Linked DNA regions of Homo sapiens: region 1 is linked to region 2. Evidence: chromatin contacts called from ENCODE Hi-C or POLR2A ChIA-PET data. All regions are on one chromosome and are shown on one strand. Each heading gives the region's core, a stretch centred on a gene start or an enhancer-like site at or near the end of the contact. The rest is flanking DNA. Distances are from core to core; before and after follow the strand shown. Region 1 overlaps SEC14L5 (SEC14 like lipid binding 5). Region 2 holds the start of NUDT16L1 (nudix hydrolase 16 like 1).

Evidence for each region. Hi-C counts contacts between places; a loop is a spot of excess contacts on that map. ChIA-PET counts read pairs that join two places held with the same protein, here RNA polymerase II (POLR2A). Pooled maps may share reads with other maps.
Region 1: a pooled map shows a loop between it and region 2 (4-fold over the local background). The contact joins the enhancer-like site here to the promoter of NUDT16L1 in region 2. A Hi-C loop is called at or near these places in 2 of 50 pooled maps. POLR2A ChIA-PET finds 5 or more read pairs at or near these places in 3 of 52 experiments (HCT116, WTC11 and activated CD8-positive, alpha-beta T cell).

Annotation. Positions count from the first base shown.
Region 1 is chr16:4,974,104-4,979,293 of GRCh38, reverse strand. The region is part of intron 2 of SEC14L5 (SEC14 like lipid binding 5); the gene reads right to left. Among named protein-coding and RNA genes, the nearest start is that of SEC14L5, 18 kb to the right of the region's middle. Within about 2 kb of position 2,358, at least 8 of the 41 ENCODE cell types and tissues checked have a DNase peak (open chromatin) inside an H3K27ac peak, as active enhancers do.
Region 2 is chr16:4,691,081-4,696,314 of GRCh38, reverse strand. It overlaps NUDT16L1 (nudix hydrolase 16 like 1), which reads right to left and starts at 2,753. Exons shown (of 3, transcript NM_032349.4): 1 at 2,436-2,753; 2 at 2,077-2,337; 3 at 471-1,357. The coding sequence starts at 2,588. The coding sequence ends at 1,136. RefSeq lists enhancers at 723-1,223, 1,826-2,333, 2,334-2,841, 3,093-3,182 and silencers at 1,933-2,432, 2,543-2,902.

The DNA.
Region 1 (5,190 bases), core at 1,109-3,608, 280 kb before region 2:
TGTTGCTTCTAGAACCAAACAGTGCCTTGATCTCTGAAGGACAGCCCAACACTCAAGACACTCCCACACAGGACGGAAGCCTGGTTCATACCCTCAGCTCATACTCAACCCATTTCTGACCCTCCCTGTGCCCTTGTTCCTCAGACAGTCCCCATGCATTTGAAAATGTGTCTGTCTCCCCAGCTTGACCATGGGCACCTCTGAGGGTCCAGCCTCTTTGCCTGAAGATCCCCTTCCTGCATCTGACTTGGAGAAGATATTAAATACACTGGCTGAGGTCGGGTGAAGTGGCTCACACCTGTAATCCTGGCAGGAGGATTGTTTGAGCCCAGGACTTCGAGACCAGCCTGGGCAAAATAGTGAGACCTCATCTCTACATAAAATAAGAAAATTAACCAGGTGCAGTGGCTCACGCCTGTAATCCCAGCACTTTGGGAGGCCAAGGCGGGCAGATCACGAGGTCAAGCGATCGAGACCATCCTGGCTAACGCGGTGAAACCCGTCTCTACTAAAAATACAAAAGATTAGCCGAGCGTGGTGGCAGGCGCCTGTAGTTCCAGCTACTCGGGAGGCTGAGGCAGGAAAATGGCCTGAACCCAGGAGGCGGAGCTTGCAGTGAGCCCAGATTGCACCACTGCACTCCAGCCTGGGTGACAGAGCGAGACTCCATCTCAAAAATAAATACATAAATATTTTTAAAAAAGAAAATTACCCAAGTGTGGTGGCACGTACCTGTAATACCAGCTACTCAGGTGGCTGAGGCAGGAGAATCGCTTGAGCATAGAAGGTCAAGGCTGCAATGAGCTATGATTATGCCACTGCACTCCAGCCTGGGTGGCAGAGCAAGATCTTGTTTCTTTTTTTTCCTTTTTTTTTTGAGACGGAGTCTGACTCTGTCGCCCAGGCTGGAGTTCAGTCGCGGGATCTCGGCTCACTGCAAGCTCCGCCTCCCGGGTTCACGCCATTCTCCTGCCTCAGCCTCCCAAGTTAGCTGGGATTACAGGGGCCCGCCGTTACGCCCGGCAAATTTTTTTTGTATTTTTAATAGAGACGGGGTTTCACCGTTTTAGCCGGGATGGTTTTGATCTCGGGGCCTCGTGATCCGCCCGTCTCGCCCTCCCAAAGTGCTGGGATTACAGGCGTGAGCCACCGCGCCCGGCCAAGATCTTGTTTCTTTAAAAAATAAAATAAAGGCTGTGCACAGTGGCTCACACCTATCCTCCCAGCACTTTGGGAGGCCGAGGCAGGTGGATCACTTGAGGCCAGGAGTTCAAGACAAGCCTGGACAACATAGTGAAACCCTGTCTCTACTAAAAATGCAAAAAATTAGCCAGGCGTGGTGGTGCGCACCTGTAATCCCAGCTACTCGGGAGGCTGAGGCATGAGAATTGCTTGAACCTGAGAGGAGGAGGTGGCAGTGAGCCGAGATCATGCCACTGTACTCCAGCCTGAGCGACAGAGACTCCATCTCAAAAATAATAATAATAAATAAATAAATAAAATAAAAACACTGGCTGAATAAAATTCAAACGCCTGCCAAGTGGAGAGGGACCTTACCTAGAAGGGACCAGGGAGCCCCGGAAGGTTATAGAGCACCTCTCTTCGCAGGATGGTTGTGAGGCCTTCACAGGTCCTGGGCTCTACCCATGTCAATCACATCACACACATTAAAATGCATCCACTTTCCGTGATTTACATATACATGAGCTCATCACAGTTGAGGTCCAGATGACAGCCTGGCATGAAGTTGCCCTTGGTAGGCATTTAATTCAGCATGTGTTCATTTTAACTCTGCAGGTTTCTTTTTCTTTTCTTTTTTTTTCCTTTTTTTTTTTTTTTTTTTTTTTGAGACGGAGTCTCACTCTTTCGCCTAGGCTGGAGTGCAATGGCACGATCTCAGCTCACTGCCGCCTCCGCCTCCTGGGTTCAAACGATTCTCCTGCCTCGGCCTCCCAAGTACCTGGGATTACAGGCACCCACCACCACACCCAACTAATTTTTGTACTTTTAGTAGAGATGGGGTTTCACCATGTTGGCCAGGCTGGTCTCGAACTCCTGACCTCAAGGGATCTGCCTGCCTCAGCCTCCCAAAGTGCTGGGATTACAGGCGTGAGCCACTGCACCTGGGCCTGCAGGTTTCTTTTTGTATTCTGGAATAATTACATTTATTTTCTTTCCTTGTTAAACATTGCTGTGACCTTGAGAAACTGTGGGCCGCAGGCACCCTGCCCTGGGAGAGGCCCTGGCAGAGACCAAACAGGGCCCAGCCCCTGTGCCTTTCATACCTCCCAAGGTCCTACGGGATCAAACAGCTGACGGGACCTTTCTGTGTTGGAAACCAGCTCACACCACTAGTTTTGTCCCTGCCTAAGAGCCTCAGCTGCCGGCTCCTGTCCCTACAGTTGGCTTGACCACCCACAAATGAGACCTGAGCCTCTCCCTGCTAAACAAACACATGGTTTGGTGCTCTCAGGAACACAAGGCCACAGAAGGATTCAGTTACAGCCCTTCTGCCAGGTGGCTGGAGAGGACATCCAAGCCTGCCTGCTCAGAAAAGGAGATGGTCCAAAGCCCAGAGCCCACAGCTGCAGGGCCACAGTGGGGCAGGCAGGGACCAAGCAGGGCTGCCTCTTACGGGTCCCCATCCTGGAAAATCCATATTGACACAATTAGCATCTGGAGATGGGAGGCTGGAGCTAAATAGCCCTGAATTCCCACCCAGACTTGCCCAATTCCAGGCTGGGTAACCCCTCTTTCATTTGTAAAGTGCAATAATCATAGAACCTCCCAACTAGCACTCAGGTGGGCCTATTTTATTGCTTCATACATCACAACTACTGAAATAGGGTCATCAGCCGCTGATATCCCTGAATTTGCAGTGCTTTGCAAAATGCCTAGCACATAGTCCACACTCAATAGACATTTACAGGATGAATGAATGAACAACAGCATAGCACCGCCCTTAAGAGAGTGGGCTCTGGGGCCTGGGTTGGGATCTCTGCTCTGCCTCTCATCAGCTGTGTGAAAAAATCATCAAGCTCTCAGTTCCTTAATTCCTTTGTGTGTAAAAGGGGAAGTAAGAAAAGTAGCTACCTTGCTACTTGTCAGAAGAATAAAGGAGTCAGCTCATGCAATGTGCTTAGAGCAGTGCCTGGCACATGGTTCATTCTACATCACCATTTAAGTAAATTTAAATTTTAAAAATGAGTGAGATTCTGTAAAGTACAAAAAGCTATTTCTGCTAATCACTTGACAGATGATCCCTCCTCCCCTCCTTCCTTCCTTCCTGTTCTTCCTCATCCAAATTCAAAGGAAGCTGGAATGCCACTTACGCCAAAACGTCCAGTAAGAATGCAGAAAGAATATCCAAGCTGCACCAACATCTTCCAGCCCAATGCTCTCCCTTCCCTTTTCTATTCTGCAGGCCTGATTTGGGGGCCTGGCCACTACGCAGCCACTGAGTAAGGTGCCCCCATCGCCTGTCATACTCTTCAGGAGTCTCCCTATCAACCCCTTTCCTTCCCCCTGCAAGTCTAGGGGACCTCAGCACAGATGTGATATCAATCTACTCACCTCCTCCAACTCTTTTTTAAAAAATTGAAATATGGGTATCTACCCAAAGGAAAAGAAGTCATTATGTGAAAAAGACACATACACATGTATGTTTATAGCAGCACAATTCACAATTGCAAAAATATGGAGCCAACCCAAACGCCCATCAACCAATAAGTGGATTTTAGAAACGTGGTATATATACACCACGGAATACTACTCAGCCATAAAAAGGAACAAAATAATGTCTTTTTTTTTTTTTTTTTTTTGAGATGGAGTTTCGCTCTGTCACCCGGGCTGGAGTGCAGTGGCATGATCTCGACTCACTGCAAGCTCTGCCTCCCGGGTTCACGCCATTCTTCTGCCTCAGCCTCCCAAGTAGCTGGGACTACAGGCGCCCACCACCATGCCCAGCTAATTTTTTTGTACTTTTAGTGGAGACGGGGTTTCACCGTGTTAGCCAGGATGGTCTTGATCTCCTGACCTTGTGATCCGCCCACCTCCGCCTCCCAAAGTGCTAGGATTACAGGCGTGACAAAATAATGTCTTTTGCAGCAACTTGGATGGAGCTGGAGGTCATTATTCTAAATGAAGTAACTCAGGAATGGAAAACCAAATATCATATGTTCTCACTTATAAGTGAGAGCTAAGATATGAGGACGCAAGCTGGGCGCGGTAGCTCACACCTCTAATCCCAGGACTTTGGGAGGCTGAGGTGGGCGGATTACTTGAGGTCAGGAGTTTGAGACCAGCCTGGCCAACATGGTGAAACCCCATATTTACTAAAAATACAAAAATTAGCCAGGCATGGTGGCACACACCTGTAATCCCAGCTACTCAGGAGGCTGAGGCAGGAGAATCGCTTGAATACAGGAGGCAGAGGTTGCAGTGAGCCGAGATCACACCACTGTACTCCAGCCTGGGTGACAGAGTGAGACTCCATCTCAAAATATATATATATGAGGATGCAAAGGCATAAGAATGATATAATGGATTTTGGGGACTTGGGAGGGGAAGACTGGGAGGGAGTGAGGAATAAAAGACTACACATTGGGTACAGTGTACACTGCTTGTGTGACAGGTGCACTAAAATTTCAGAAATCACCACTAAAGACCTTATCCATGTTAAAAAAAAAAGCTGTACCCCAAAAACTGTTTAAATAAAAATAAATGTTTTTTTAAAAAATTAAAATATAATTATCATATCATATAGCCCACCCTTTTTAAGTATGCAGGTCAGGCCAGGCACGGTGGCTCACCCTGTAATCCCAGCACTTTGGGAGGTCGAGGTCGGAGAATCGCTTAAGCCCAGGCGTTCAAGACCAGCCTGGGCAACATAGCAAGACCTCATCTCTAAAAATAAAAATAAAAAACTAGGCAGGCATGATGGTGCGTGCCTGTGGTCCCAGCTACTCGGGAGGCTGGGGCGGGAGGATGGCTTGAGATTGCAGTGAGCTATGATCCTGCCACTGCACTCCAGCCTGGGTAACAGAGAGACCCTGTCTCAAAAAATAAAATATAAAGTATGCAGTCCAGTGTGTTTCATTCAGTACATTCATGAACTTAAAACCATCACCAATACCTATTCCAGAATATTTTTATCACCTTCAAAAGAAGCCCTGTATCCTTCAGAAGTCA
Region 2 (5,234 bases), core at 1,504-4,003:
GAGCTCTGAGATGGAGCTGGGCACACTGCCTCCCTCACCGGGCCAGGCATGGGCTGTGCAAATTTTCTGACGATGCCGCTGGAGTCTTTCCAGATGTGGGGCTGTAGGAGACCACGAGGGATGGCTCTGCTGCTGTCCTTCTGCACAGTAAGCCTGCACTTCTACACCATCCCCTGGAGCTGCTTGCAGACAGTGGGGAATGGTGGGTTTGCAAAGCAAAGCAGGTCAGCCCAGGTGCAGCCAGGGCCACCAGGATCAGGAAGGGGAGCCTGCCCTGAAGGTCTCGGCCCAGACGCCCCAACCTGGCTGATGGGCACAGCATTCATGCTGGGAGTGCCCCCAGTAAACACTGGGGAACAAACGTGCCCCTGGCTGGGGCAGCTCCTCCCTCCCCCACCTAGGGCAGGGGGCCTGAGCTGGTTCCATCCAGAACCAAAACAAACACACAGGGCAGCTGAGAAACACACAGAGCAGCTGCGGAGCGACTTTATTGTCTTCTCCTTCGACAGCTTCGTTGTACATAGCTGGGCCCCCGAGGCCCTGACTGTCCCTGGGAACCAAGCCACGTGGGGTGAAGCTACTTTGAAACCTCACCCACAGTTCACACGTGGTGAAAGAGAAAATCTAGCAAAGTAAATCCAACAACAACCCAAATTAACAGTATTATTAACTTCCTACCCCAAGCTGGCTCTCCCCCAGGCCCTGAACTGGCTCAGGAAGGAGGCAGGAATGAGCTGACCGAGACAAGGCATCCTCCACCCACACATCCCATCTTCTGAGTGGTCCCAGAGCTGTGCGCCACCCCTGTGGGACAATCAGGCACTCCTGGGTCTCTACCAGCTGTGATGAGACGTACAAGAGGAGGGTCTGAGCCCAGAATAAACAAGAGCATCCTGAGGCTGGAGAGGCAGGCCCAGTGTGCCCGGACCACCCTGCTCTGCCTGAGAGGATGGGCTGGGTTCCAGCTGGCCCGGCCGCCACCTAGTGACTGCTTGGGACAGTGGAGATGATGACAGGATGCCCACTCGCCCTAGGCAGTCAGAAGCGGGGTACACACAAACACTCTAGAAGCCACACTTAGCAGGAATTCCCAGTCTTCCGGCCCAGGGGAGGGTGCCACCAGCTCAGGCAGCCCTCAAGAGGAGGCCGGGAGCAACTTCTCCAGGGCCTTCTTCTGCTTCTCGGTGGCTGCAGCCAGGGCCTCAACCAGCTTCTCCTCGGGCATCATGTTGAGCACCTTGAGGGCAAAGAGGAGCTGGCACTTAGCCGTGCTCACGAAGGCGTTGCTCAGGAAGTTGGGGAAGCCTCCGACTCGGTCCTTCTGGGTGTACAGCGGGACCCGCACGAGGCCCAGCACCTGCGCAGACAGGAGGTAGGGGTTGGGGCCAGGCCTGCCACACAATGGCACCTCCAGCAGGAGGGGCCTGGAAGCTATGAGGCCAGGGTATGAGCAGCCAGCTTTGCCAAGGACTTAATGGGAGACCCACGCAGGGCCTGGCAGAAGCCAGCCAGCTCCCTCGGAGCAGTGCAGCCCCCTCCTCCCCAAGCAAGTGTGGAGGCTGACCCCATGCACTCCCCCCCCTCGTACCCAGGCCACCCCACCCCGGGGTCCGCACCCCATGCTCCCCCCGTCCACCCAACGAAGCCTGAACACCCGCAGTCCAGCCCTTCCAGACCACAAAGTACAAATCCCAAGAGCCTTCACGCCCAACATGAGGTTCCCAAGTTTTACAACCCCCGCTGTGCTCAAGTTTCCCAACTCCCCAAGCAATCCCCGCTCCTCCCCCATCCCTTCCTCCCCACCGATCCCACTCCCCCACTCCCAGGATTGGCAATGGCAGGCAGCAAGGCGGATGTAACACAGCCCTGAGGGAGCCCCAGCGCCGGCCCCCACCCCCGCCCCTCCTTTCCCGGCCTCCCAGCCCCAGACCCCTCTCCCCACCCCATTGCTGGAGACAGCGACACCCGACCCAGCCCGGCCAGGGGACCCTCAGGAGACGTGTTACCCATCGGTGCCTTCCACGGGGCCAGAGCCAAACCCCGGGGCGGGGGGCGGGGCCCGGGCGGCGGCCCCACCTCCAGGCCGTGGTCGCGCGAGTGCACCGCGCTGATCTCCACGGCGTGCAGCTGCTCCAGCGTCAGCTGCCGCGCGTACAGGTGCGCCACGACGCGGTGTGGGCCCTCGGTCAGGTGCGAGCTCAGGTAGTCGGCCTCGGTGAGGCGCAGGCAGCCCAGGCCCAGGCCCAGCACCCGGTTCAGGCCGTCCTCCAGCGACCAGAAGCGCCGGTCCACGAAGCCCCCGGGGAAGCCCAGCAGCCCGTCGAAACGCATCTGCATCTGCAAGGGAGCGCGGGTCACAGCCGCGGGGTCGACGGACGCCCCCGCCCGGGCCCGCCCGCGCCGGCACCCTCGCCCGCGCCCTCGCCCGTCCTCACCAGCACCGAGAAGCGCATGGGGATGCGGCCGAAGAGCTGCCCAGGGTTGGCGGCGTACAGCATGGCGTGGCACGAGTGGCTCCAGCCCGGCCCTAGGCGCATCGCCTCCACCCGGCTGATCTGCTTCAGCTCCGGAACCGCCGCCGTCGACATCTTGGCACTGACCCCGTCCCCGCCGCTGCCACTTAAGAGCATGCGCGAGCCCGCCCCCGCCGTGCCTCGCCAATCCGCGGGCGGCCGCGCCCCCGGGTCCGGTTCCCCCGCCAATCGCCGGCGCGCCCCGGGACCGAGCCCCTCGCAGCGCCGCGGTGCGTCGTCGAGAGGTGCTGCGGGCGGTGTGCAAAGGAGGGCGGTGCGCGTCAGCCGTCACCCAATAGTCGCACACCCTGGGCGGCGGCCCCGCCTCCGACGGGAGAGCCTAGACGACTGGTCGGTGCCGTGGTGGCTCAAGGTTGACATTGTGGGCGACGAACATCTTCCTTGGCGCCCCAAAGCGGACAGCCGAAATTCCCTGCGGTTTCTCCACCCTCGATGGCGCCGATCCCCTTGCGCCCACCCGTTTCTCCCCAGGAGGCCGACCCGGCCCGCATGGCCCCGTCCATCCGCAATGGCACCCTTGGCACGACCACACGAGCCAGAGATGCCCCGGAGCCTTGCTCCGCCAGCGCCACCGGACCCAAGCCCGGAGGGAGATGGCCTTCGCCTGCCATGCACGACAGCTGTCCCGACCTAGCCACCCTGCTGGCAGGCTCGATCCAGGACAGCACGGGGAGCAGGGCTTGGCAGGGCTTGAGTGCCCCAGTCCCCGAGTCCACGCTGGGTCAGGGCGGACGACCGGGAGCTCTGGGGCTCTGTGGACCCAGCTTGCTGGGCAGAAAGTGACTTAAATTCCGGGGCTGGACCTTTCCAGCATCCTCCAAGCCGGGCACCCTGTGCCAGGTACTGTGGGGGGAAGAGGGGTTTCCCCAATTTACGATGAGGAACTTGGAGCTCAGAGAGGGACATAACTTGCCTAAGTACAACTGGCAGTTGATGACAGAGGCAGAATCCCGATTCCACAAGGGCCTGAGGTACTTACCACTTACCTTGTGTTTGTACTGGAGATGTCTCTGGGGCTCAGAAGCATCCGAAACAGCCCAAGGCAGAGCGAGGTGCCCTGAACTCCATGATGGCAAGGCTCACCTCACCAGCAGCAGGGCCCAGGGCCACTTTCCTCCCCACCAGGGGAATGGATTTGCTGAGCACATGAACCCCCCTGCCTGCACTCACAGCATGGGTGCCCAGGGCTGGGGCACAGCCTCGGGAGAGCCGTGCAGTGAGGCCGAGCTCGCTGGCACAGAGAAGGCTGCCTTCAGTGGAGGCAGGCAGGAGAAGAGAGAGGGAGAGGGTGGGCATTGGAAACTCACCTGTTAGGTCCGTGGTGGCCTCAGATGTGGAGAATAAGGACCCAGAGAGGGCACCTCTCTCTCCTCCTGTGGCCACCAGTGGGTCAGGGGTCACATGGGACAGCTGCAAGCAGCAGGGGAAGTCCAGATTCCAGAGTGAGCGACCATGTGAGAAGGCGAGAGGGCAGCGAGGGGAAGGGTCCTCTCACCCAAAGAGGGCCCCACCCCTAGGCAGCCAAGCCCAGCCAGCGCCCAGGGCCCGTGGGACGCAGGGGCAGAGGAGGAGAGGCTCCCCTTGCTGCAGCCCCTCCCCGAGACCAGACATCAATACAAGCGCTGGCTCTTCTGGGAGGTACAGAGGGGGAGCCCATCTGGCCCATGCAAGCACCCGTCTGACACCCTGGGCACCCCTCTACCCACACTGGGATGGGGCCAGACCCAGGCAGGTCAGAGCAGCTGCAGGGCCCATGGGTGGCAGCCTTCTCGGGGCAGGGACTGATGGGCTAGAACACGGGCTTTCCCTCCACCCTCACAGTCTTCAAAGAAGGGCCATGGTGGCAGCTTGACCTGCACGCAAAGGAGCTGGGGCCCTGAGTGGTAGGCAGTGGTGTGGTGGGTGCCCTGGGGCACTGGCCACTCCCTGGGCAGGGGAGCGGGGGCTGTGCAGAGGCCTGGGGCCGGGCTCCAGCCTGCGAGCCCACAACCATGGGCAGCTAGACCTGCTCCCACCGTCCGGCCTCCACACGCCAGCCGCAGGGTGCTAGCACTGCTTCTCCGCTTGGAAGCCTGTTTTTAAAACTGACTCCCCCTTATAAAAACACTCCAGCAGCCCCTACAAGCTCTTCAGTATCTATCCAGCACCCTTCACTCCAGCCAGGGGCTCCGTCCCCAGGGGACACATCAGGCTCACTCCTGCCACCTGGAACACTCTTCCAGGGCCAGCTCCTCCTCAGCCCTCAGGGCTGTTTAAGTCTCCTCAGAGAGGCCCTCCCTGCCACCCGGTTAAATGAGACCTTGTACGGGTTCATCTCACCACCATGCTGACTTTCTTCCTAATAGTAACCAAACCTGGCAGGATTCTGATTAGCTGCTGGGCATCTCACTGCCTGGAAGGCAGGCGCCCGGGGCCAGGGCCGGGGCCTCAGCTCTTCTGCCTCCACTGACGCACAGCAGGTGCTCAGCAAATGCCTTGAGATGATCAGGACTAGAGATGGGGACCGGAGCGACTACTCACAAACCTGGAGGCCCTGGGCTCCCCAACCACCTGTTCACGAGAGAGCCCAATCTGGAGGGTGTGGCTTCCCTCCAACCAGACAACTAGCCCTGACAGGGATGGCTGGGAGCTGCCCGTTCTCGTTAGCCCTCACCTTGCTCACTGCCCTGACCCCAGAGGGAAGCCAGGCAGAGGCCGTGG